Linked DNA regions of Homo sapiens: region 2 is linked to region 1. The links are chromatin contacts, found by Hi-C or POLR2A ChIA-PET in ENCODE. All regions are on one chromosome and are shown on one strand. Each heading gives the region's core, a stretch centred on a gene start or an enhancer-like site at or near the end of the contact. The rest is flanking DNA. Distances are from core to core; before and after follow the strand shown. Region 1 holds the start of CFAP68 (cilia and flagella associated protein 68). Region 2 overlaps ZBTB16 (zinc finger and BTB domain containing 16).

The links. A loop is a pair of places that touch in the nucleus more often than their neighbours do. ChIA-PET counts read pairs that join two places held with the same protein, here RNA polymerase II (POLR2A). Pooled maps may share reads with other maps.
Region 2: a loop to region 1 is called in a pooled map, with 9 times the contacts of the local background. The contact joins the enhancer-like site here to the promoter of CFAP68 in region 1. A Hi-C loop is called at or near these places in 4 of 50 pooled maps. POLR2A ChIA-PET finds 5 or more read pairs at or near these places in 2 of 52 experiments (activated T-cell and activated naive CD8-positive, alpha-beta T cell).

What each region holds. Positions count from the first base shown.
Region 1 is chr11:111,875,992-111,880,802 of GRCh38, reverse strand. It overlaps CFAP68 (cilia and flagella associated protein 68), which reads right to left and starts at 1,262. Exons shown (of 4, transcript NM_022761.3): 1 at 1,198-1,262. The coding sequence starts at 1,242. FDXACB1 (ferredoxin-fold anticodon binding domain containing 1) reads left to right here and starts at 1,638. Exons shown (of 5, transcript NM_138378.3): 1 at 1,638-1,842; 2 at 2,091-2,247; 3 at 3,792-3,995; 4 at 4,164-4,322; 5 at 4,699-4,811. The coding sequence starts at 1,671. RefSeq lists enhancers at 1,385-1,854, 1,351-1,970.
Region 2 is chr11:114,156,388-114,161,650 of GRCh38, reverse strand. ZBTB16 (zinc finger and BTB domain containing 16) reads right to left here. Exons shown (of 7, transcript NM_006006.6): 3 at 5,217-5,263. Among named protein-coding and RNA genes, the nearest start is that of ZBTB16, 99 kb to the right of the region's middle. RefSeq lists enhancers at 1,073-1,572, 1,573-2,074. Within about 2 kb of position 1,495, at least 30 of the 41 ENCODE cell types and tissues checked have a DNase peak (open chromatin) inside an H3K27ac peak, as active enhancers do.

The DNA of each region.
Region 1 (4,811 bases), core at 13-2,512:
GGGGTCCTGATCCAGACCCCAAGAGACACAAGAAATAATTCAAGGTGAGTCTATAAAGCATAAGGAAGTTTATTAAGAAAGTAAAGGAATAAAGAATGGCTACTCCATATGCAGAGCAACCCTGAGGGCAGCTGGTTGCCCATTTTTATGGTTGTTGATTATATACTAAACAAGGGGTGGATTAATTCATACCTCCACTTTTTAGACCATATACGGTAACTTCCTGACTTTGCCATGGCATTTGTAAACTGTCATGGCGCTGGTGGGAGTGTAGCAATGAGGATGACCAGAGATCACTCTCATCACCATCTCGGTTTTGGTGGATTTTAGCTGGCTTCTTTACTGCAACCCGTTTTATCAGCAAGGTCTTTATGACCTGTATCTTGTGCTGAGCTATCTCATCCTGTGACTAAGAATGCCTTAACTTACTGGGAATGCAGCCCAGGTCTTAGCCTTATTTACCTAGCCCCTATTCAAGACGGAGTTGCTCTGGTATAAATACCTCTGACATTCTCACTTATAAGTGGGAGCTAAACATTGAGCAAACATGGACCTAAACATGGAAACAACACACACTCCAGGCTACTAACTAGAGTGGGGAGGGCGGGTGGTGTGGGTTGAAAAACTATTAGGTGCAATATACCCATGTAGCAAACCTGCAACCTACCTGGGTGCAATATATCCACGTAACAAACCTGTACCTGTACCCCCATTTGTAAAATAAAAGTTGATTTTTTTTAAAGGCTTACAACGCTCCCTATGACCTGGCCCCTGCCTAACTCTTCAGTCTCATCTGTTACTCTCCCTCCAATTGTGTTTCAGCCAAACTCAACTATTCTGTTTCTCCATCAAGCTTTTGCATATATTGTTCCTTCTGCCTCTTCACGCCTCTTGACTCAGTTAAGATGCACTTTTACCCTGTTAGCTTTCAACTCGGGTTTACTTCATCCAAGGACTCTCTGACCCTCTTCGCCCCCAAACTTGGTAACGTTCTTCTGTGTGCTCCCAGAGCACACACCCTGCCATATCAGAGTTGCCTGTTTTGCTCTGTGCATTCCCCACCAGACTGCAGGCTCATTGAAATCATAGGCCACATTTTGTTCATCCACATATCGTAACCACCCTCACAGTGGCCTGGCACGCAATAGACACTCAATACTCTTTCTTGAACGAATAGAAGATAGGAGATTTAAGCACCTGGAAGAGAAATTTTGAGCAGCAGAGACACTGGGAGGCAGCCATTTCAGACGAGGTGAAAAAAGGTTCAAAACCTTCTGCGTCAGGAGCATGCGAGACACAGTCCAACCTCTTCCTTGGCCTCAGCCCCGCCCCGTTTCTTTCACCCAGAACTCGCCTCACCCCCCTGCGCTAGTGACTGCTTGTGACCTCATGCAGGTGTGATGAAGTCGCTCAAGGCCATGCTTGGGCTAAAGACACTTTGATCTTCCCGAGGGGGTGAAAGGGCGAGGTGACAGGAAAGTGCGCGTCTTGCTTTTGCACTCATAGTTATCATCCACCGGGGAGTCGGTACACCGGCTCGTCTAGACAACCAGGCGCCATGGGTGCGTCATCAACTAGTGACGGGAGAAGACGGGGCGGAGAGAGATCCGTGAAGGAAGTGACGTAAAACGAGCGCCACAGAGAACGCGAGCCGGGAGTCCGTGGAGGCCATGGCCCCTCGGCGCCTCCTGTTGGTTGGGGAGGGGAATTTCTCCTTCGCCGCCGCTCTGAGCGAAACCCTGGATCAGAGCACTCAACTTACCGCCACCTGCCTCCAGCGCCCGGCCGAGTTGGCTCGGGATCCACTGGCCTGGGAGAATCTGCAGTGCCTGCGCGAGCGAGGTAGCGAGCCCGCCCCTCTGCGAAACCCCGCCCAGCGGCCGGCGCGTCCCAAAGTGGAAAGGGTGGGGGCGTGGGGATGTAACCCACGTGGAGATTGTTCTTGATCGTCCCACGGATATTCACATAAAGCCGGCTTTGTGCCCAGACTTGGGCTGGTCTGCACGGTTTAAGTTAGGAAGAGTTTTTCTGTTCCATGTCTTGAGGCATCCTCCTGTCTATATTTTGCGCCCCCAAACTATCTTTGCCAGGTATCGATGTACGTTTCGGTGTGGACTGCACCCAGCTGGCAGATGTCTTTGAACTGCACGAGAGAGAATTTGATCAAATTTATTTCATCTTCCCGCATTGTGGACGCAAAGCTGGCGTAGCTAAGAACAGGGAACTGCTTGCCAAATTTTTCCAAAGGTGAGGAAAGGAGCGCCCTCACAAGGAAAATGTTTAAGATGTCCATAACATAGTTACTGTACCCAAACATAAGGCACACGTGCAAGCTACTATGATATGTTTAGAAGAGACTATAAAGCCCCAAAGGAACCCCAAGTTTAGTTGGAAAGACAGATATATAAACCCTAAATGCTAAATGAAAGTACAAATAATGTACTCTTGGGTGTGTAAAAGAGGATCATTTATTTTTGACAGTGCAAAATAATGAGAGCCATATAGTCTAATGGCTAAGAACGTGCACTTAGAAGCCAGACTGCCTGGATTCAAATCCCAGCCCACCACTTAACAGTTGTTATTTTTTTATTTTTATTTATTTTTATTTTTTGAGACAGAGTCTCGCCCTGTCGCCCAGGCTGGAGTGCAGTGGTGTGGTGCAATCTCGGCTCACTGCAAGCTCCGCCTACTGGGTTCACGCCATTCTCCTGCCTCAGCCTCCCAAGTAGCTGGGAGTACAGGCGCCCGCCACCACGCCCAGCTAATTTTTTGTATTTTTAGTAGAGATGGGGTTTCACCGTGTTAGCCAGGATGGTGTCGATCTCCTGACCTTGTGATCCGCCTGCCTTGGCCTCCTAAAGTGCTGGGATTACAGGCATGAGCCACCACGCCCGGCCAACAGTTGTTATTTTAAGCAAGCTTACTTAATCTTTACATGCTTCCGTTTCCTCAACTGTAAACTAGGGATATTAATAGTAACTAACTGGGCCAGGCGTGGTGGCTCATGCCTGTAATCCCAGCAGTTTGGGAGGCCGAGGTGAGCAGATCACCTGAGGTCAGGAGTTTGAGACCAGCCTGGCCAAAGTGGCAAAACCCCGCCTCTACTAAAAATATAAAAATTAGCTGGCCGTGCTGGCACGTGCCTGTAGTCCCAGGTACTTGGGAGGCTGAGGCAGGAGAATCGCTTGAACTTGGGAGGTGGAGGTTGCAGTGAGCTGAGATCGTGCCACTGCACTCCAGCCTGGGCGACAGAGCAAGACTCCATCTCAAAAAAAAAAAAAAAAAAAAAAGTAACTAACAGCCTCATAAAATTATTGTGAACTGAAAACAGTGCTTTACATGATTATACCACAAGACATGATACTATTGGAGGTGTCCGATGGGGCATAGCTGTCAATAAAGTTTTGACAGAGGTGGTATTTTAAACTAGTATTTGAATTTCAGGAGGGCAGTGAAAAGAACTTTCTAAATGGGAAGAAACAGCCTAAGCAATGAATCATATATAGGAACTGTGCAGATATTGATCTTTCTGTGACATATGCATGAATGACACAAATGCAAAGCAGACCCTGGTCAGCCAATCTTATCAGTGAGTGGGTTGAACATTTAATTTATGCTTCTATTTACTTCCAGCTACTTTCTTTGCATTTTTTGAGGTCTAATAGATTTTTGCACATAGGTATGATTGGATTTTAATTATTTCACAGGCAAACCATGTGTATGTTGCCAACTCCTGTGGTAATTTCTGCTTGTTTATGATAATTAGTTAGTGTTTCTTTTCTCCCTATTAGCTGTGCAGACGTTCTTGCAGAGGAAGGAGAAGTCCACGTGGCATTATGTAGAGGACAAGGTGGAACTCCTGCGGATAAGCCCCAGAGAGAATGGCACAACAGTTGGCAAGTGGTTGCCATGGCAGCCCTGGGGGGGCTCATTTTAAGCGACGTGTATCCATTCAGCTGTAAGGCTGTGGCAGGGTACAAGTGCACTGGATATAGGTAGGTAATAGCATAGGTTTAAGCCTTCTGCGTTTTCATCTCTCTCACTAATGATAACAAAATCTCATAGACAGACTCAATAGGCCCTGCCAATTAATTGATTCGGTCTCTAAAAATACTTGCTTATTTTAATAATGACAGACTTCATATTGGTGTCTATTTTGCCAGGAGTCAAGATAAGTCCTTTCATGTAGAAGGTGCTTTGAACCATATCTTCACCAGGAGCTTACCTTTTGAAGGTTCTCAACCCAGAATCTTCAGGATCAAACTGGGTAACCAGTGGTTTTCCTTTCCAGAACCAGAAGCACTTGTAGGAAAGTTGAACAGGTAACCAGTTATTTTGCTGGAAATCACTTCCATCTCCAGTTGTATCCTGATTGTCTTGATGGCAACCATATATTGAATGGATGGTGCATAAATTGTTAGTGATGTTGGTGCTATGTTTATTTGTCAGCCTGGCCTCCTTAAGCATCTCTAGAATTATAAATGGTCACATTTTCTGATATATTGTAGGGATGGTGGCTGTCAGAGTTCTGAAATACACGTCTGTTTCTCCTTATGGTAGATGATTTCTTTGTTTCCTTTCAAGATCAATTTAAAGATAATTCTTTTCTGTCCAGCTATTTGTATTTTTAATTCTAGCTACATTATAATTATTTACTATCTTAAGTTAGAAAAGTTATTTTTGTGTGTGTTTAAACAGGGGTTTCCTGGAAGCACCTTCATGTCATCCTATCAAAACCATAAATGAGAAACTCATTGCTGAATTAGGCAAAGTTTTCCCGCTAAAAAGGCTGAAGTGTTCCTACCCTTTGC
Region 2 (5,263 bases), core at 246-2,745, 2.3 Mb before region 1:
AGGCCCAGCCTACACTCGCAGGTTACACCACCCACTTCCATAGGTGGCTTCGGCTTCCCCTCACCGAGTCCTTTCAAAATGCTGTTCTGTTACCCTCTGGCACAAAACACTCTCCTACTCTGAATTTCTCCTAGATTTCTTAGCACTTTGCACACATTACCATCTTGTATGATGATTGCATAGTCATACTCATCTCCCACTCTAGACTTAAGCTCCTTGAGGGCAGGGATGTTGTAGCAGTCTTCACTGTTAAGTGCACAGAGCCTGACACACAATTCGTGCTTATTAAACATCCTCTGGCTCCAAAAATGAATGACACTCCCAGAATAGGAGCAGGCCACATGAATACTCAAACCCTAATCGTATGCAGCCGAGTCAAAAATAGGGACAAGCAGTTCTAGGCATGCTCACTTATAAGCCACCAGGACGTTAAGCCAAGCTGTGGGAAATCTACCTAATGGGAAACCTTACACTGGCCCATCTCAGAACCAATTTGAGTCACTGCATGTGTCTGTGGTCTCTGCATGGACACCTCAGAGCTAGGAATCACTTCTCGTGTTACGACAAGGAGTGGCGAAGAGACAGTGGATCAACAGATGCTTCAATGCCAGATCCCCAAAAGGGGTAAGGTAGCAGAGGGTGAGGAGGGAGGTTTCAGAGTCTTCCTGGGACACAGGAAGGGGAAGGGCCACAGTCCTACACCCAAGCTTCACCCTCCATCAGGGCTAGCTTTGCAAAGCCTTGGAGGTCATCTCTCTTCCCACCCCAAGCCTCTTTCCCCAACACGCAAACCCTTCTGACCCCCAAAACCACCTCTGAGAATGCAGGGCCTGGCCAGATCATCTCATTAGTTAATGAGTTTGGTTATTGATAGTTAGTTTAAACTTATTGTGATCATCAGGTATAGCCCATAAACACTTGATTAATTCACACATTCGAATTGAAATTAAAACTTCAATTAAACTGAAATTCACTACTACCATTTAGGCTCTTTTAAAAACCCTTAAAACAGAAAGTAAGGGAGAGAGAAAAAGGGAAGGCACTGTCTCTCAGAAGGGCCTCCTACAGGGCAAACTTCTAATTAAACAAATTGTCAATTTCAACACAATGAAAACTGATTTAGCAGTGTAAATTTAGTATTCTAGTCACTGAAAATAAGACCTGCATTGTCGATCTCCTGCAGGCTGATTTCGCGTGATAGGGAAATGAAGAGGAGAGGAGGACGACAGGGAGAGAAAGGAGGAAAAACTGCGAAGGAAGAACAAGCCGGAGCTCCGTCTGCCTTTCAGAAATGACATCTCTGCGGAATTCAATGCGGCCTATTCTCAAGCATCGGAGAAACTCTTTTCTTGCCTCCTCCTTCACCCCACCCCAACCAGATTAGAAAAAAAAAATTAATGGTGTATGATGACAAACTTGGCTCAGCACTCACTGTACATACTGTACCCACAAGTCTGGCTCGCAGCCAGGCCTGGCCTGGAGCCAGGACTACAATAACAAACACAGGCAATGCTCGCCAAGAGGGGGTGGGGCAGCACACAGAGCTAGCCAGGAAGTGAGAGCCGTTCGGCTCTGCTGAGCAGAAGAAAACAGCAGGAATGTGCCAGTGCAAGGGCAGCAACATTTAGGGGGGCAACCACAACCCCTACCCAGATCCTGGACTCACTTCTCCACAGCCTGCGCCTTTTGAAAAAAAATGCTCGCCTCCCCCCCGCCTCCCCCGCCCAGGGTTCTGGAGCAACTACTGTTCTTCCAGGCTGTGGGCTGCTTGAACCCTTGGTCATCTGTAAAATGGGTCTACTCTACAGACCTGGCACACCCATTCTCACTGTCAGCTTTCTTCATGGAACCTTCAAAATAGAGCAGCAGGAAAACCTCACATCATCTAATTCAATGTCTCTTCTAAAACATCACCTAGTTCTGTTTTCAGGCATCAGAACATGTAAACCACTACTGGAATCTGTAAGAAGACCCAGCGCCACCAGCCCAGCCCTCTGACCCCAACTCCCCAACAAGTCCAGGTCACTCCAGAGGCCCCCAGGGCCTGTTTAACAGTGGCCAAACAATTCAGGAAATGGTCTAGCCTCACTAAGCCCTTTGTGCTATTTTATTTTCAAGACCTCTCAGCACGGAGGTGAGGAGTATGCCGGACAACAGAAAGAAAAAAAAGAATAGAAATATCAGAATATAGGCCGTGAGCTATCTGCAAGGGTGAATTAAAACACTACTATGACTCATCGCACCTGCCTAATCATCAAATCATCCTTTCCAAGGGCATTGGCAAGTGACTAGCAGAGGGACAAATCATTTGACACAATCAGCCTTCAGTGCCCAGTAAGACAGGCATGGAAAGGAAAAACTAGGAAAAGAGGACCCAACTCCCAAAGCCTCTGGAGCAGCCATATGAGATCAGGGGACCTGGAAGCAGCATCTCAGGTGGAACCAAAGTCAGCTTCCCCAGGGAACCGCCAGCTCCGCAGGGCAGTTGCACAGTCACACTCTTGTCTGAACTGGGGACACCGGGCCCACCTGACATGAGTATGCAAGCAACCCTTTCTTTTCTGCAGCCGCTTCCACCAGCCCCACCAATGCTGCTGATGTGTGATTCACAGCAGAGACACTGGCTAACTCACACTGGGTCACACCGCCTGGAAGAGGGATACAATACGAGCCAGGGGCTCCTGGCTGTCCCCTCCAGTGAGTCCTTAGGACATAAACAGTTCCTACCACAGGAGGGACTTGTCCGGAGAGAGGAGTGTCCCTGTTCATCGGCATCCCAGGCTGCATCATTCACTCAACAAATACTTCTTGGCACCAATAATGTGCCAGGCAGTGTGCTGGACATAACGTGGACAGGATCTAACCCCATGACATGTTAGCTATGGTGGTATGTATTCAAGGTGAGCCTCACAGCTTCTCCGAGATAGCGTTAAATATTTTCATTTTACAGATGAGGATACTGAGGCTGTAAGAGCTTATGGTTCTTGCCCCAGATCACATCAGCAGTAGGTACGTGTCCAAATTCCTTCCACCATGTAACCCCGCCTCCCAAGTAAGAGAGATAAGTCCATAAATAACTGTAACACAGAAGAAAAACTGCACCCAAAGATAGCTTCAAATAAAGAAACATGGGCACAGAAAAGGCACGACTGCTTCTGGCTGGAGGTGGGGAACAGCTGGGGATGGCATCATGGAAGGGACCTTGGAAGATCTGGGAAGATGGGAGATGGGTTATTCCAAGTAGACAGAATGGGGCAAACAAAGCCACAGAGCCCAGAAAGCAACAAGCCCATAAAGCAAACCAAGAAAATGAGTCTGGCTACAGCACTGGACTCAAGGAAAGAGCAATAAGAAAGGACGCTTACTGCGGCTGAGAGGGCAAAGACGCTTTACCAACAGGCTAGAAGTGCACTGCCCCAGAAGTGCCCAGCACCACACAGGGGTCTAGGGCAGGACGCACCACACTCTGCAGTAAGGCAGTGGTGGGCTAAAGCAGAAAAAATCAAGACCAAGAAAGCAAGGGAAGGGTAGCCAACCTGGTAGGCAGATAGTTCATGAAACCCGCCACACTCTGAACCTTAAGTAGCGTACAAAGCTGAAGGGAAGCATGAAGATACAAGGTGTAAGTCCCTAAAACAGAAGAAAAAGTGTACGTGAGTGTCAAGCAGATCCGGACGCAGAAATGCCTGGAAGTTAGGGCTCTGGGCTGAGGTGAGACACATGGGCAGGAGGAGGATGATTCAGTGGAGCCAGGGGCAGGGTGGGGAGGGCCCACAGGAAGGAAGAACAGAATGCACGAAGACATGGGGACAGTAGACGCGCTGAGAGAGATAGCTGCCAGCTGCCTGCTGTGGACAAATCCGTGCGCCTGGAAGAGGGAAGAATGGGAAGTGAGAAGGAGTTAGGACGCTTTAGGAAGGGCCATGAGGGCCGGGGGAGAGACCACATCCAACACAATGCGGAACCACATGGGCCCTGCAGCAAGGCAGTGGGGAGCTGAAGCAGAAAAAGCGAACGAAGAGCACTTCCACGACTGTACCCATGATGGGCTCAGGGGAAAGACAGTACTAAACGGCCAGGCAGGCAGGGAACGAGCGGATGGGGACACGCCCCCCGGGGCAACAGGCTCAGAAACAAGGATGAGGGAGGAAGGTGCAAGCAGAAACCATTAACATTTATTAAATGCCAACTGTATGCCAGGGGCTTACTACAGATGCCTTCAACGTATATTCTGTCACTTAATCCTCCAAAAAATTATGTAAGTTAACAACACCAGCACTTGACAGATGCAGAAACTGAGGTTCACAAGATGAATGTAGCTAAGGTCACACAGCACATATTACAAACAGGATTTGAACCTTTCTCTGCCTGACCCCAAAGCCCATTTCCCAAATGCCAAACTGCCTGGAGGGCCAGTTTCTGGAGCCAATATGGGGAAAGGAGAGGCAGGCCTTGGCCTACATGAGGAGAAGACAAGACCAAATGAAACAACAGCCCTCTCCTCTCCCCTAAAAAATGACTCCAAGGTTGGAAGGCAAGGGAATTAAAGGGAAGAGACTATGCACCTGGCAAAGAAGAGTTGAGGCCTCCACAACTAAAGTCAGGTGACCTAAGCCTCAAAGCCACCGCATCAGACCTGCTAGATCCTTCCCTCCACCAAGAACACTCGGGCCTGCCAAATGTCAGGTGCTTCTCCCCATTCCACGCCTCGTGGGGCAGAGCAGCTTTGCCCAAACATGAGCAAAATTACCAGCAGCCACACAGTCGACCTCAATAGAATTGTATAAAATTAACTTGCAAAAGACAGCACGCTATAACCAGCTTTGTGTTCCAACCTTTCTATATCCATTTAATTAAAGGCTCCTGTATAATGTGAACCCAATAGTCAGATTCATTAGACAGTGAGAACCTAATTCCACAACTGTTCCACTAATGAAACTGCAGTCTACTTTGGAAGGTAGATCACACAGGGCACTGGTTGCCACTGATGCCTGGGAAACCCACGAGAGCTTGAAGGTGGGTTCATCCAAGTGGCCCCGCCATCAGGATGGATCTTCTGTGTCATAAGCCTGGAGGGAGGGTCCAGGGAACAAGATGGACCAGGGCCCCAGCGGGCAGTGGGGACATGCAGGCCACAGCAGGCTCTGAGGAGGGGTAAAGGCAAGCAGGAGATGGTTGCCTGTATCTGAACGGGCCACTAAGGCGAACTTGCCTACCTGAATGAGCCAGTAAGTGCATTCTCAGCCGCAAACTATCCAGGAAC